Regions from separate parts of the Homo sapiens genome. Here regions 2 and 3 are each linked to region 1. Evidence: chromatin contacts called from ENCODE Hi-C or POLR2A ChIA-PET data. All regions are on one chromosome and are shown on one strand. Each heading gives the region's core, a stretch centred on a gene start or an enhancer-like site at or near the end of the contact. The rest is flanking DNA. Distances are from core to core; before and after follow the strand shown. Region 1 has its middle 110 kb from the start of THY1. Region 2 overlaps NECTIN1 (nectin cell adhesion molecule 1). Region 3 holds the start of NECTIN1-DT (NECTIN1 divergent transcript).

Region 1 (4,336 bases), core at 105-2,604:
GAGAATGGAGGGACACCAGGTATATCTCTCCCTGGTAGGGGAGCTGTTGGGGTGGGGACCCCGGAGAGCTCATGAATGGGGCAGGTCTAGCAAAGGAGAGACCCTTTAGAGCACTGCTTCTCCTGTAGAATCAATGTCAACTTGTCAGTAAACGGACTGCTGATGCAGCAGGATCTTTAAGCCCAAGTCCCCACACTCTTTCCAGCATCCCACCTTCTGGCCAGACCCCCACTCCCACCCCCTGCCTCCATGGCTGTGTAATGCACCAGACTAGGAGTCTGAGACCTGAGTTTGAGCCCCAGTTCAGCCACTGATGGGCTGTGTGAGTTTGGGCAAGTAACCCCACCTCCCTGGGCCTTGGCCCCCTTATCCAAAACGTGGCCGCCATAATCTCCTTCTATTTTGCATGGCTCCTTCGAATTCTCCCTCCCTTCTCCGGTCCCTTCCTCCTTTGCCCCTTCCTTCTGCTTGGCACTTGCCTGCCCAGCAAGCCTCCCCTTCTGATCCATGCAGTTCAGTGCACTCCCATCCGCTTCCTACAGCTCAGGAAACTGTGAGGGCCAGGCACTGGTGTGTACGGTGCCTTTGAATCTTACTTTAGGTTAAGATGCTCACCCGGTCTCCCCTTTCAGAAGGAGACCCTCTGAGGGCAGAGATCTGGTCCTCTTCTCCTTCTTCTAGACCGCTCAGTGTGCCTGGAACAGGGCTGAGCCCACAGCAGGGTGCCTGGATGAGCCCTGCCCTGCCGGCCTGTTCCCTGACCTTTCCTCCAGCCCTTTCCCTTCCCCACCCCTGGCAGGGAGGATGCTCCAGAGCCCGCAGTCCAAACTAAGCCAGAGTTGGGGGTCCCCAGCCTCTCCAGAAAGCCAGCTCCAGCCATGGGAGGGGGCATTGCTGGCTGTTTCTTCCCCACAGGCCTGCTCTCCTCACCCCTGCACCCTTCTGTCTGGAGGGGAGGCAGTGTGCCTCACCTGAGCCAGTCACCACAGCCCCAGTGCAGCTGGCTCCTTCCCTTCCTCTCCCGCTCCCTGGCATGGACCAGCACACCGTTCTTCTCCCACCGCCCATCCTCAGTTGCCCCTCGCCTCCCCCCACCGCCTTCTGTTCCCATGCTGGCGTGTCTCCCCCCCCAGGCAGCTGGGAGCAGGGCGCCTTCGATTTCTCTATTCAGTCTGAGGCGTAGCAATTTTCTGCTCTCCCATAATTAGGGGAATTTTAAGCAAACTCCCCGACGGATGATTACAGCAGGTTCAATCCTGGCTCCTTTGATCAGGGAAGAATGAGGACGTTGTTGGAATATTCCTCAACCTGCTGGCCAGACAGGCTCTGCGGCGCACGCCCGGCTCTCGGGCTCCCCCTGGAGGGCTTTGAACTTGTGTCCTGGCGTCTGAGTGTCCCTGGGTGCTGGAGTCTCCCCAGGAGAGGACTGGGTCCAAATTCTGCTTCATGAAGGATTATCCCAGAGGTAGCTTCTCTAGCTTTGGGCCAATATCTGGGCTCAGAGCCAGAGTTGGAAGTGGTCTCTTGGGTAGGAAGGAAAGTTAAAGGGTCATGTAGGGCAGTCTCCCAGGGCTGCTGTGAATGGCCGTGCAGGCCATACACTGTGCCCTCTAGGGGACATTATTCTCCCTGTAGCTTGTGTGAATGGGACTCCTAGGGTTTGTGCAATGTCCAGCCTGCACAACACAACTGACAGCTTGAACCGCTTGAATGACTCCACTTTTCTAAAACGGCAGAAGAGCCTCCTCCTTAGGGTTGAAAGGGGCTCTCCTCTGTTTAGTCCATTTCCCTCGCCTGTTGTGCCTGCCCAAGGCAGTGTGGAAGAGAGAAAAAAGCATGGCCTTTGCAGCCACAGCCTAGAGGGGAATTCCAGTGTGAATGTTTCCTGGCCGTGTAACCTTGGGTTAGTTAATGAACCTCCCTGAACTTTAATATCAATCTTAAAGGACTGTTTTGAAGATTAAGTAAGAGATGGACTAAAACATTGCTTGGCCCTTATGAGTCCTCAATAAATATCACTCCCCTCTCCTTTCCCTGCCCACGTCACACTTTCCTCTTAAACATTTCATCTTCCCAGACAAACCCTTTCTCCTCTGTCTGCCCCAGTCCTGAGTCCCCCAAAGGCTGTGCCAGATAGCAGACTGCATAGCTATATATATATATATATTTTTTTTTTTTTTCTTTTTTAGACAGAGTCTTGTTCTGTCACCCAGGCTGGAGTGCAATGGCATGGTCTTGGCTCACTGCAACCTCTGCCTCCCGGGTTCAAACAATTCTCCTGCCTCAGCCTCCTGAGTAGCTGGGACTACAGGCGCACACCACCACACCCTGCTAATTTTTGTATTTTTGGTAGAGACGGGGTTTCGCTATGTTGGCCACGCTGGTCTCGAAATCCTGACCTCGTGATCTGCCCACTTCGACCTCCGAAAGTGTTGGGATGACAGGCGTGAGCCACCGCGCCTGGCCCAGACTGGGTATATTAATAGGCTGCTAATGTCTCTGGCATCCCCGAGCAGTGGTCCTGGCTTTTCCATAGGTTAATTAGGCCATATTTCAGGATAATTACGACTGTATATTCCTACACTAATTAAGTGGCTCTAAACCCTCTCCAGAATGCAGCTCTGTGAATCATAATTAAGCCTTACCACCAAGTTCCTCTGCCAGCCACGGAGCCCGGCGAGCAGCCTGTTGTCCCCACTCCCAGTCATGGGAAAGGCTGCGTCTGAACCATGGATTTGAAAAGGACCTATTTTCCCGGGATCAGGTCGAGATGATTCCCAATAAACATTGGATGAGGCTTTGCCCTGTTCCTCTTTTGTTTTCACAAGGAGAGAGAGGAATAGAAATACAGTGTTGATACAGGTTTATCTCCTTCTTCTCCCCGCTCTGTTGAGTAGATGTAAATGGATTCCCAGGGGATGCAGGTGGTCGGGGATGAGAAGGTGATGCATGCATGCCTAGGCATAGGGGTGCGTGTGTCAGACTTTGGTGAGTGTACGTGAGAATGTGTGTGCTATAGCTATTGTTCACTAGGGACTTATGTCTAATATTAGCCAGCCAAGTTCATGACTACCCAACAATGAAAACGCGTGTACCAGAAAACACCTGTTGGAGAGGGCTACATAGATCTTCTCATTCCCAGTTTTGTTCTTTAATTTTTTTTTCTTATTTTAGAGACAGAGTCTTTGTATTAGTCTGTTCCTCACACTGCCATAAAGAACGACTAGAGACTGAGTAATTTTTTTTTTAAAAAAAGGTTTAATTGGCTCACGGTTCTGCAGGCTGTACAGGAAGCATGGCTGGGGAAGCCTCTGGAAACTTTCAGTCATGGTGGAAGTGGAAGCAGGCATGTCTTACATGGCCAGAGCAGGAGAAGAGAGAAGAGGGGGAGGTGCCACACATTTTCAAACAATCAGATCTCATGGAAACTCACTATTACAAGAATAGCAAGGGGGAAATCCACCTCCGTGATCCAATCCCCTCCCACAGGCTCCTCTTTCAACATTGGGGATTATAATTTGACATGAGATTTGGGCAGGGACACAAATTCAAACCATATCCTGGTGGATAGTCTTGCTCTGTCAGTCAACCTGGAGTGCAATGGTGTGATCATAGCTCATTGCAGCCTTGGACTCCTGGGCCCAAGCAATCCTCTCACCTCAGCCTCCTGCATAGCTGGGACTACAGGAGCACACCATTGCACCTGGTTAATTTTTTTTTTCAGAGATGGGGTCTCACTACATTGCTCATGCTGGTCTTGAACTCTTGGTTTCAAGCAATCCTCCCGCCTTGGCCTCCCAAAGTGCTGAGATTACAGGTGTGAGCCACTGCACCTGACCTGTTTTGTCCTTAATGGACCTTGCAAATTAGGCTGTGCACAACCTGGTGTTGGCCAGCCCTTCTGGCTAATGTCAGGATTAGCCTGAATTATGGAGTTGTCAGAAGATCCAATTTTGAGTCTTGGCTCTACCACTTGCTGATTATGTTACCTTAAGGAAGTCATTTGGCCTCCTGAGCCTTAGCTTCTTATCTGGAAAATGAAAATATTACCAACTATCTCACAGAACTCCTGAGAAAATTAAATAAGACATGAGGATGGAGCCAGTGACCCCATGTGAGAAGGCAGTGAGTTCTGAGCTCTTCTTTCAGCCATGGAGAGGGGGCTCACGTGGAAAGGGCCACACTCCCTTCCGGGTCCTCTATCTGGTGGCTCTTAGTCCTGGTGTGTTCCATCTGTGTTCATGGGCCACAGAGGAACAGAATCCAGGACGTCATTGCAGTAGCACCAGCGTTCACCACTAGGACTCACTGGGATGCATGTGTTCTCCTTAATGAG
Region 2 (4,581 bases), core at 1,445-3,944, 130 kb after region 1:
TGGCAGTCAGGCTTTGGGGGTCTCTGTCTGGACTCCTGAGGCCTGGGAGCACTACCCTCCTCCCAGAAGAGGGGACATCCGTGTCTGCTTGGCTCAGCAGAGCTGCCCACACCCACCTAACACAATTCCCAATTTCTCTGCTCTGAGGAAGGCAGAAAAGTTATTGCACCAGTGACTTGGGCAAGTGGGGGTTGGCTGGCAGAGGAAGCGCATGCCCAGGAAACAGGGCCCCTATAAGGCTCTCTTGCAGCCCGGGCACTGGGAAATTCGTTTCTCCTTAATGGCTTTCAGCAGGATCAGACCATTCCCTCTGCCACATCTGTGCTGAGTGGCCATCTGGCTGTGCATGCATGCGTGTGTACATGCGTGTACACATGCCTGCGCGTGGGTGTGTTGGAGGTGTGAGTGTGTCCACTGTGGGCACACGTACTGGGTCTGAGGTGGTCGCACTTGCAGGCCTGTGTTCACCTACTCTGTGCTGCTGCTTTTCAGACCCTTCTGATAAAAGGGGACTCGGCTGGTTCTATTACACATTAGAACAATATCAAAATCTGTAAGGAAACAGGGGCATGGGTGTGGGGTGGGGGGCAAGGACAGGGAGGGCAACAAGAGGCAGGATGACAACTGGGGAGGCCTTGGCACAATTCATACCAAGTTTATTTCATTTCCAGCAAAGCAGAAGCTCAGCTCATGCTGTGGGCATGAAGGAGAAGCAAAATGTCCTCATCTCTCTGCTGGGCTAGACCTCCCTTTTGCCAGCTGGCTGTGTCTGTGGGCCCAGCAGTAGTGCCCACCTTCCCACAAACTTGGGGCACAGAAAACCTCACATCCCTAGGTCCAAGTGCTGACTCCTGCCTCATGCCCACCCTCAGCCCAGGCTGGCAGCTGCTCGGTGGGTATGCTGAGGCTGGGCCCCTGGCAAGTCAGGAGCCTCCTACGTGGCCCATGCTACATGGACCCCAAAATTTGTGCTTTGCTTGTGGGGAGGGTGTGGAGGTGTCTTAAGGGGGAACTCAGTGCTTTGGCTGGGCTTGGGGCCTTCAAAGTCCAACACAGAATGGGGAATAGAGGGTGGCAGTGCAGGATAAAGGAGATGCAGGAGGAGACAGGGACAGGAAATGCCTCTATCAGGCAGGCCCCTGGGATTGCCTCCTGCCTGGGGGAAAAGGGGACCAAGCAGAGGGGCCAGAGTGTTGTAAGGTGGGATGGGGCAGTGATGTAATGTGGAAAAGGTCCCCTGTCCTGGGGGACACTAATACTGCTGGGAAAAGCAGCCCAGCTCCTCCACCTCCCTCTGCCCTGTGGCTGGAAAGACTCCACAATTTTCTCCCCTAACTTCACCCTATCCAGTACCCCAAATGTGTAGAGGGGAGAGCCGCACCAGGGCTGGCATGGCTTCAGACTTCTGCTACGTGGCTACTGGGCAGCCTGGGCTGGGGCCAGGGCAGTGAGGGCCAGACAACGACGACCCACCTGCTGGGCCCAGGGTTGCCAGGGCAGAAATGGAGCTGGCAGGGGGTTCAATAGCAGCACCAGGGAGGGGAGGGGAGGGGTTGGGGGGCTCCCTTAGGAAGCCTATGGCAGGGTGGGTCAGTGCCCGTGGGGCACAGAGTGGTCTGCCTCCCTCCTCCCCAACACTTGCCATCCTGCAGAGCCCCTGACACCCTGGGGTGAGTTAACTGGAATCCCAGTGGGCAGGCATGAAGGGCCGCGAAGCCTGCCTCTCCATCCCAGGGTCCTTCCCATGGGCATGCCTGTCTAGAGTGCCAGGGGATCTGGGAGCAGATGGAGGAACTGAGGCACTTTGAGCTGGGGGACTGAGAGGGCTGGGAGGGGTCTTCCTCCATTATATACATGGGAAGACCCAGTCTGGGGTGGCTGATAGGAACTCAATGTCCCATTCAAGAAGGGAATCTGCACTGAAAGGGAGGGCTTCTCCTAGGCCCTCCCCTCATCCCAGAATGAGGACCAGGGGTGGCTGAGCAGGAGGTGGCCTAGCGGCCCCACCCCCCTCACTTTCTGCCAGGCCCGAGGCTTTGACAATGGCCTTTGTGTGTGAGGCATTGTATGGACTCCTCAGTCCCTCGGACTGTGTTTGCAGAGCTTCTGCCATGTGGGCTTCCTTCCCCACTACCCTCCGTGTGGATGCTTCTTTACCTCTGACTCCTGCAGGTGGATCCCCCTGGGATCCCAGCCCTGACTAGCCAAAAGAACCAAGTGTTGCTAGATAAGGGAGAAATCAGAGAAACCTCCACGCTGTAAGAAGCAGTTTGGGGCAGGCCTGAGATCCTAGGGTGGAGGCACCGGGGACCCAGTCTCAGCTGTCTCTGGAAGCTTCTATAGGCAGACCCCATTCTCAGCTTAAAGGGGGAATGAGGTGGAAATAGACGGGTGGGCCTTGGGCAGTGTCTGGATGGGGCAGGGCATGGGACTCCAGGGGAAAGCAGGCAGAGAGGAGCAGTGTGTGCATGTGTGTGTGTGTGCACGTGTCAGCAGAGGCAGAGAGCAAGTGTGGGCTGGAGCCCACCTGGAGCCCCTAATGGAGGGGGCACATTGGGGATAAAGAGGGGACGCGTCAGAGCTAGGCCAACTCCACTCTCTGTGGGCCAATGAGGAAAAAAAATGTAAAACCACCCTCAGCAGGAAAACACTGCCCAAGGCCCCGCTTAACAAACAAGACTCCCTGGGAACTGGGGAGAAGCCGCACCCCTCCCCCTACCTCTTGGGCGCACCAGCTGTCTAGACCCAAGGTCCAAACTCCCAGCTGCATCAGATTTCACTGGTGGGTGTTGGGTTCCCTCTAGCCGGGAGGAGGAGCAGCATCTGGGGGTGTGGGGAGCTTTTCCCTCTTAGAGCCCCTTGAGCCCTCCACCCCCAGTGAAGAAACACAAACAAATTCCAGTGTAGGGGGGCGGGGGAGGCTGGCTCCCCAAACCCTGGAGGGATGCCCAGGTACACAAGACGAGAACAGGGCTCCCTACACAGAGGGCAGGCAGGTGGGGCCCGTAAAGGGAAGATACAGTAACACTAAAGCCACAGTCGAACACAACACCATGGGGAAGGGCGGAGGAGAGGGAGGAAATAAAACACAAAGCCAAGTCGTGGCTGCCCTGGGCTCCCCTGGCCCCCCAGGAGTTCGGGGCTGGCTTTGGGCAGCTGGGCAAGTCTCTGTTCAGCTCCTGGAGTGGGAGGTGGGGGGTGGGCAGGGGGCGTGCGGGGAGGGGCTGGGGAGGAGCGGTCACAGACAGAGGCTCTGGAAGGGGGGCTACACGTACCACTCCTTCTTGGAAATGAAAGACCCGTCGTTCTGAGAAACCATGTTCTCAGCCAAGTCCAGCTGCTCAGGGTCGTACTGGTAGCCCAGAGTCCGGTCCCCGTAGCCGTCCTGACGGGCCTCGGCCTCATCCACGGTGAAGTAGGGCCGCTTGGCGTCCTCGTCATATTTGGGGTGGGGGCCGCCCACCTTGCGCTCGCCCCCTCCACCGCCCTCCTCCTCCTCCTCCTCCTCCTCATAGCTGCTTCCACCCAGTGGGCCGGCCTTCTTCTCGTCGTCTGAGTCGTCGGGGTACTGCAGGTTCTGTGCCATTGGTGGGTGGTGCTGGGGGATGCCTGCCTTGCTGTAGCCGTTGCCATACACGTGCTTCTTGGTGCTGTAGTCACCCTTGAAGGTGTGCCGGCGCCGACGCAGGGCGACCACGATCCCGCCGACCACAATCAACACCAGCAGGATGCTCCCCGCCACGCCCCCAATGATGGCCGTGGGCACCGGCCCGGCGCGCCGCCCATGTTCGGGAGGAGACGGGGTGTAGGGGAATTCTGGGTGAGGAAAAGAGATGGAGGGGACAGCATCAGCGTGTGCTCCTGGGGTGTAGAGGGGGTGGGAGGGAGGCAGGGAAAGGAGAGGCCAGGAAGGACAGGCTGTCTGCACCCCAGGTTTGAGCAGCTCCAGTTCGAGGCCCCGCAGCACTCCACCCATCCTGGAGCCCTAACATGCCGCAGCGTTGGTAGCTGGAGTGAGAGACAGGCAAGAGGAGAGGCAGAGGGCAGTACCCACAGCACCAGGGTCTTCCATCCCCACTGTCCTTGGTGTGGTGCTGGCCCAGCTCAATCCCTATTCATGGTGCAGTGAGACACGTGTGCCAGTTCCAGCTGCAGCACACTGCCCACTCCATGCCATTCACAGCCACAACCCTGAGGAGGTATGCCATTCATTCTCATTGGATATCTGAGGAGCTGAGGCTTGCAGAGGTTAAAGAACTTGCCTGAGGCCACCCAGCAATGATGCATCGTTGCTTCTCCTGCACATAGAACGTGTGCAAATGTCACTGATACCCCTCTGCCAGACACCTGGCAGTCACTCTGCCCCAACACTATCAACTTGGCTTCCAAGACCCAGAACCAGGAGCCACCTAGGTGTTCTGCACCTGATTTTGTCTGCCTGCAGGGCACAGGGAAAACAGGTTCCCAGGCACTGGCTCAGGAGATGCCCCGTGAGTGCCAATCAGCTGCCAAGGTGCCAGAAACTAGGGCTGTGGTTCTTGGCTGTGGTCTGGGCCTGCAGGGCAAGGTGGGGGCCTGGCA
Region 3 (4,475 bases), core at 611-3,110, 200 kb after region 1:
AGGAAGGACACGCGGGGCACCCTCGGGAAAGTGGGTCATGCAGCTACTTGGATGGCAGGAAGCCCGCGGTGTCTCCTCCAGGGAGAGCCCCCAGAGCTGGGAGCAGAGTTCCGAGGGGGAGCCCGGTCCCGCGCCAGGCCGGGAGGAGGCTGCCCCGGCCTCACCCTCCAGGAAAGGAACCGCAGGTGAGCGAGGAGCCGCCTCTGCCGCAGCAGCCGACTCTCCGCGCCCGCTGTGGGGCGGTGTGGGGCGGGAGGGGGCCCGAGCGTCCTGAGCCGTCTGGCAAAGGGGCCGCCGAAAGAGACGAAGCCCCCCCGCCATACTCCAAACCCGCAGCTCCGAGACTGACGCCCTCCCCCTGGGGCTGTTGTCTCCCACCCCAAGACGGTGATTACGGTGATTATTTTGCATTTATGTAACACGCAGTGTTTCCAAACTGCTTCCCGAGCAGAGAGCTGGTTATTAAATAAACAGAACGCTATTACATATTATTATTTTTTGTAAAGAACTGAGCGGAGAAAGTGCTTTCATGCTACATAGAGACGTGCATCTGACTGCTTCCCTGCAGGGCAGGCGGTTCGGCTTCTCAACCTCTTTCTCCGCCGTGCCACCTCCCACCCCCTTTACCCAAGCCGTGACCCAACTTTTCTGGCTCCTTTCACTCCCCACAATCCAGTCGTGCCCGCCATCCGGCTCCCAGCCCCGGGGAGGCATTGGATGGGGGTGGGGACAGCAGAGGTGAGCGCTCTTACCTGGGAGGAAGAATGCGGTCAAGCCGAGAGCGAGTCCCCACCAGCGTCCAGCGGCGCCCGCAAGCCCCATCCGAGCCATCGGGGGCCGGGGGTCCGGCGAGAGGGGCGGCGAGGGCAGCGCTCCTCGCGCAGCAGAAACCAGCCCGGAAGATGAGGGAAGATCGCTGGCGGTCGGCGGGCGCTCGAAGGATCCAGGTCAGCTGCAGCCGTCGGCCGGGGCGGGGTGGGCTGGGTGGGATCCGCGCGGCCGCAGTCCGGGCCCCGGGCCGCCGCCGGCTCAGAGGCTCGGCAGATGCCCGCCGCAAGTTGCACGAGTCATGCCCCTTCGCCTCCTCCGCTCTCCTCCCGGCGCCGGTCCCCGCCCTCTTCTTCCACGCAGAGCGGGGCTGGGGAGAGGGACCCACCCCCGGCGCGCCCGGCTGCCCGGTTGCGCGGCGCGGGCTCCTGGCCCCGGCCCGCTCACACCCTCCCGCTCGGCTCCAACTTGCAGGCGTCCATGGCCGGCCGTCCTCCGAGGGTGGCGGGACGCACCCGGGCGGCGCAGAAGGCTCGGGGCCCAGGCGGCGGGCGCGGGGCTCGGCGGTCGGCGGCCCGGGTGGCTCTGGCTGCGCGGCCGGGCGCGAGGAGAACGGGTCGGAGGCGCCGCGCGTCCCAGCCGCCGCCGCTCTGCCGGGTGCCGGCGATCCGCAACAATGTGGAGCCGCGCTCGCTGCTCTCGCTCTCTTTCTCTCACTCGCCGAGCTCCAGCCTCTCACCCGCTCGCCCGTGATGTCAGCCAGAGGGGAGGGGTTAGCGTTAACCCCCTCCTGGCCTCGATGCGCGCCCGCCGGGGCCCGGTCGGAGCCCGAGCGCACGCGCCTTCCCGACCGAAGCAGAGGCGGATCGCGAGCGCGGGCTGCGGGGTCCGGCTCAGGACCCTCGCTCGGGAGCTACCCCTCGGCCGCCTTCCAGCTGGGGAGCCGGCTGGAGCGCGGGCTGCCCTCCTCCTCCGCTGACAAAGGCAGGCAGTGACCCCTAGCGGCCGGCGGCGCCGAGGCGCGGCGGGTGGGGGTGGAGTTAGGACCGGGCCGGGGGCGGCGGTGGAGGAGAGGGCGGGATGGAGAATCCCGGCTAGCAGCGTGGGAGCTGGCAGGGCTTCTGCAAGCCCTCTGCTCCCACCCTGGCCCCATTTCACAGACGAGGAAACAAAGGCCCAAAGAAGAGTTCCGCCCGGGACGGAACGTGGCATAGCTCGCAACAGAACCCAGTCTCCGGAGATCCCTCTCCTCTGCACCACTTGGACGTTCCACGGAGAGGCAGCGGTGCGCGGGGCGACGGGGAGCTGCCAGAGAAGTCAGTGGTGGGCATGAGTGGGTGAGACGGGCCCACTGAGGTTTCTGGTAGAGTTTCTTTTCTAATCCCTGCTCCCTTCGGGGGTTCCTTTTCCAAAAATTGAAGCACCCCGCGCCCCGCCCTTGCCCAAACATAGCCTGAAAACGAGCTCTCCTCCAGTTTCCAGGACCTTAGTTTTGAGAGATTTGTGGGATTCCCGCGAAAGTGGATCGTCCAGTCAGTGTCCCTGGCAGGGCAGGGACTCTCCGCCCCATCCCGTTCACCACCCACTACATCCGGGTGTGGTAGGATTTCTGCCAAGGCGACTGCGCCCTCCGGGCCTTCCCTCTTCCCCTTACTCTGGTCCTCCTATCCCCATCCCCTCCCCCTGGGGGAGGAAGACAGACAGAGTTTCCCACTAAGGAGAGCCGAATTCTCCCCAGACCCTGGCCGGACACTGCTCCCTCTACCCTTTGCCCAGCCCTCTAGGCGGGCAGGAGCAGAGGGGAAGTGGCTGTTTCTGATAACACGTAAATTCTGGTTCCTCACTGGAGAAGGGGCAAAGACAGCGCCATATTCCCACTGTCTGGAATCCGGCCCTGGAGTGTCTCGGTTTCTCGCGGAAGTAGTCAGATCTGGCATTGTCATGAACACTCACCCACTCACTGTATGGTCTTTTACATTTAACAAATGTAACCTGGGCTTTCTTTGTGTCAAAACACAGTGCCTGGCTTGGGGATACAGAGACATCATCATTGTCCTGAAGGAACTCAATCTAGTTGAAGGGTGGGGGAAGACAGACATAGAAACGGATGTCGTAAACAAATATTTAATATGGGATTGTGTGGGTTTGGTGGGTCACAGAAAAAGTGCCCAGTTTAGCCCGGGGTGGGGTTGGTGTAAAGGCTTCAGGGAAGCGAACACAGGGTCTCGGTGAGTCATCTATCAGACCAAGGTAAGTGCTGGAGGGCAGAGACATAAAAGAGACTGGATTTAAGGTAGAGGGTCAGCACGAGCAAAGGAATGAAGGTAAGCAATAGTCAGGTGAGTAGGGGGCCCACAAAGGGTTGACTGGTTTAGCCTGAGCCTAAGACTTGAGGAAAGGAGAGGTCTGCAGATTCGTGAATCATGCCCGGTAGCTGCTAGGAGGGTTTTAAACTGGGGAACACGCTATCAGATTTAGTTTGTGGCAGCTGGGAATCTCCCATCTGGCTGCTGAGTGCTTTAAGGGCCAGGGTTGAATTGAATTCATTGTGATGGCCTTTAGCTCTGTGCCAGGCACACTGCAGGAGCTGAAGGCATGGTTTGAAGGGGCAATCCCAGATGTACCAATGTCTTCTTGTTCCCTGCTCTTACCCTCCCATCCTCTCCATCTTTATTTTATTTTATTTTATTTTATTTTATTTATTTTATTTTATTTTATTTTATTTTAATTTAATTTAATTTTATTTTATTTTATTTCATTGAGACAGAGTCTTGCTCTGTTGCCCAGGCTGGAGTGCAGTGGCGCCATCTCACCTCACTGCAACCTCTGTCTCCCAGGTTCAAGTGTTTCTCCTGTCTCAGCCTCCCGAGTAGCTGGAATTACAGGTGTGTGCCACCACGCCCGGCTAATTTTTGTATTTTTAGTAGAGACGGGGTTTCTCCATGTTGGCCAGGCTGGTCTGGAACTCCTGACCTCAGGTGACCTGCCCTCCTTGGTGTCCCAAAGTGCTGGGATTACAGGCATGAGCCACTGTACCCGGCTGCACTCTCTCCATCTTTAGGTCAGGCTTCTTTGATCCTCTGATCTTAAATGAGCTTCCAAAGAGGGTGCGGCCAGCAGGGAAGATGTGGCTGCCTGGGGATTGGTTGGGTGGAGAAGATGGAAGCAAGTAAGTGATATAGTATGGTTGTTCACTCATCATCTTTAAACAAGCAGGGAAGGTTGCTGGGGGAGGGGACATTTAACTGAGACCCTGAAGGACAGATCAGATTTGGACCAAAAGAGGCAGGAGAGAGACTCCTAAGTGGAAGGAACAGCTTGTACAAGAACATGGAGGTGCGTGGAGGTGGGAGAGGTGCCACCTGTGTTAGGACAGTAGGCATTCCAGTTTGTTTTGCGTTTTAGAGATGTATAAGAGAAAGGGACAGGTAGGCGCAAACAGAAGGCAAAAGGACCAGAAGGTTTCCTTTAGTGACAGGGAAGAAACACAGGATCAAGCAGCAGGAAAGCAGGCTTTGGTTCCTGCTCTTAAGCTGTGAGCCCAGGAGTCACTCTTGCTTCTTACCTCTTCCTGAACCACCATGTTCCAATTTTGTTGATTCTGCCCCTGAGATATATATATATATATATATCCTTTATATATATATATATAGTCTAGTGACATTGATATGCCCCTGATATGCCCCTGAGATATATATATATATCCT

The links. A loop is a pair of places that touch in the nucleus more often than their neighbours do. ChIA-PET counts read pairs that join two places held with the same protein, here RNA polymerase II (POLR2A). Pooled maps may share reads with other maps.
Region 2: a map of dorsolateral prefrontal cortex shows a loop between it and region 1 (10-fold over the local background). The contact joins two enhancer-like sites. A Hi-C loop is called at or near these places in 3 of 168 maps with a recorded cell type or tissue (dorsolateral prefrontal cortex and posterior cingulate gyrus) and 6 of 50 pooled maps.
Region 3: a loop to region 1 is called in a map of dorsolateral prefrontal cortex, with 2.5 times the contacts of the local background. The contact joins the promoter of NECTIN1-DT here to the enhancer-like site in region 1. A Hi-C loop is called at or near these places in 1 of 168 maps with a recorded cell type or tissue (dorsolateral prefrontal cortex), 1 of 37 single-sample maps with no recorded cell type and 11 of 50 pooled maps. POLR2A ChIA-PET finds 5 or more read pairs at or near these places in 1 of 52 experiments (A549).

Annotation. Positions count from the first base shown.
Region 1 is chr11:119,532,662-119,536,997 of GRCh38, forward strand. No RefSeq gene overlaps it. Among named protein-coding and RNA genes, the nearest start is that of THY1, 110 kb to the left of the region's middle. RefSeq lists an enhancer at 996-1,525. Within about 2 kb of position 1,355, at least 4 of the 41 ENCODE cell types and tissues checked have a DNase peak (open chromatin) inside an H3K27ac peak, as active enhancers do; they include dorsolateral prefrontal cortex, where a contact is called at or near this core.
Region 2 is chr11:119,661,482-119,666,062 of GRCh38, forward strand. NECTIN1 (nectin cell adhesion molecule 1) reads right to left here. Exons shown (of 6, transcript NM_002855.5): 6 at 1-3,816. The coding sequence ends at 3,266. Among named protein-coding and RNA genes, the nearest start is that of NECTIN1-AS1, 46 kb to the right of the region's middle. RefSeq lists enhancers at 3,115-3,653, 3,654-4,190. Within about 2 kb of position 2,695, at least 3 of the 41 ENCODE cell types and tissues checked have a DNase peak (open chromatin) inside an H3K27ac peak, as active enhancers do; they include dorsolateral prefrontal cortex, where a contact is called at or near this core.
Region 3 is chr11:119,727,723-119,732,197 of GRCh38, forward strand. It overlaps NECTIN1-DT (NECTIN1 divergent transcript), which reads left to right and starts at 1,861. Exons shown (of 4, transcript NR_120587.1): 1 at 1,861-2,084. NECTIN1 (nectin cell adhesion molecule 1) reads right to left here and starts at 1,478. Exons shown (of 6, transcript NM_002855.5): 1 at 753-1,478. The coding sequence starts at 831. RefSeq lists enhancers at 1-2, 802-1,663, 1,664-2,524 and silencers at 1,074-1,393, 1,454-1,863.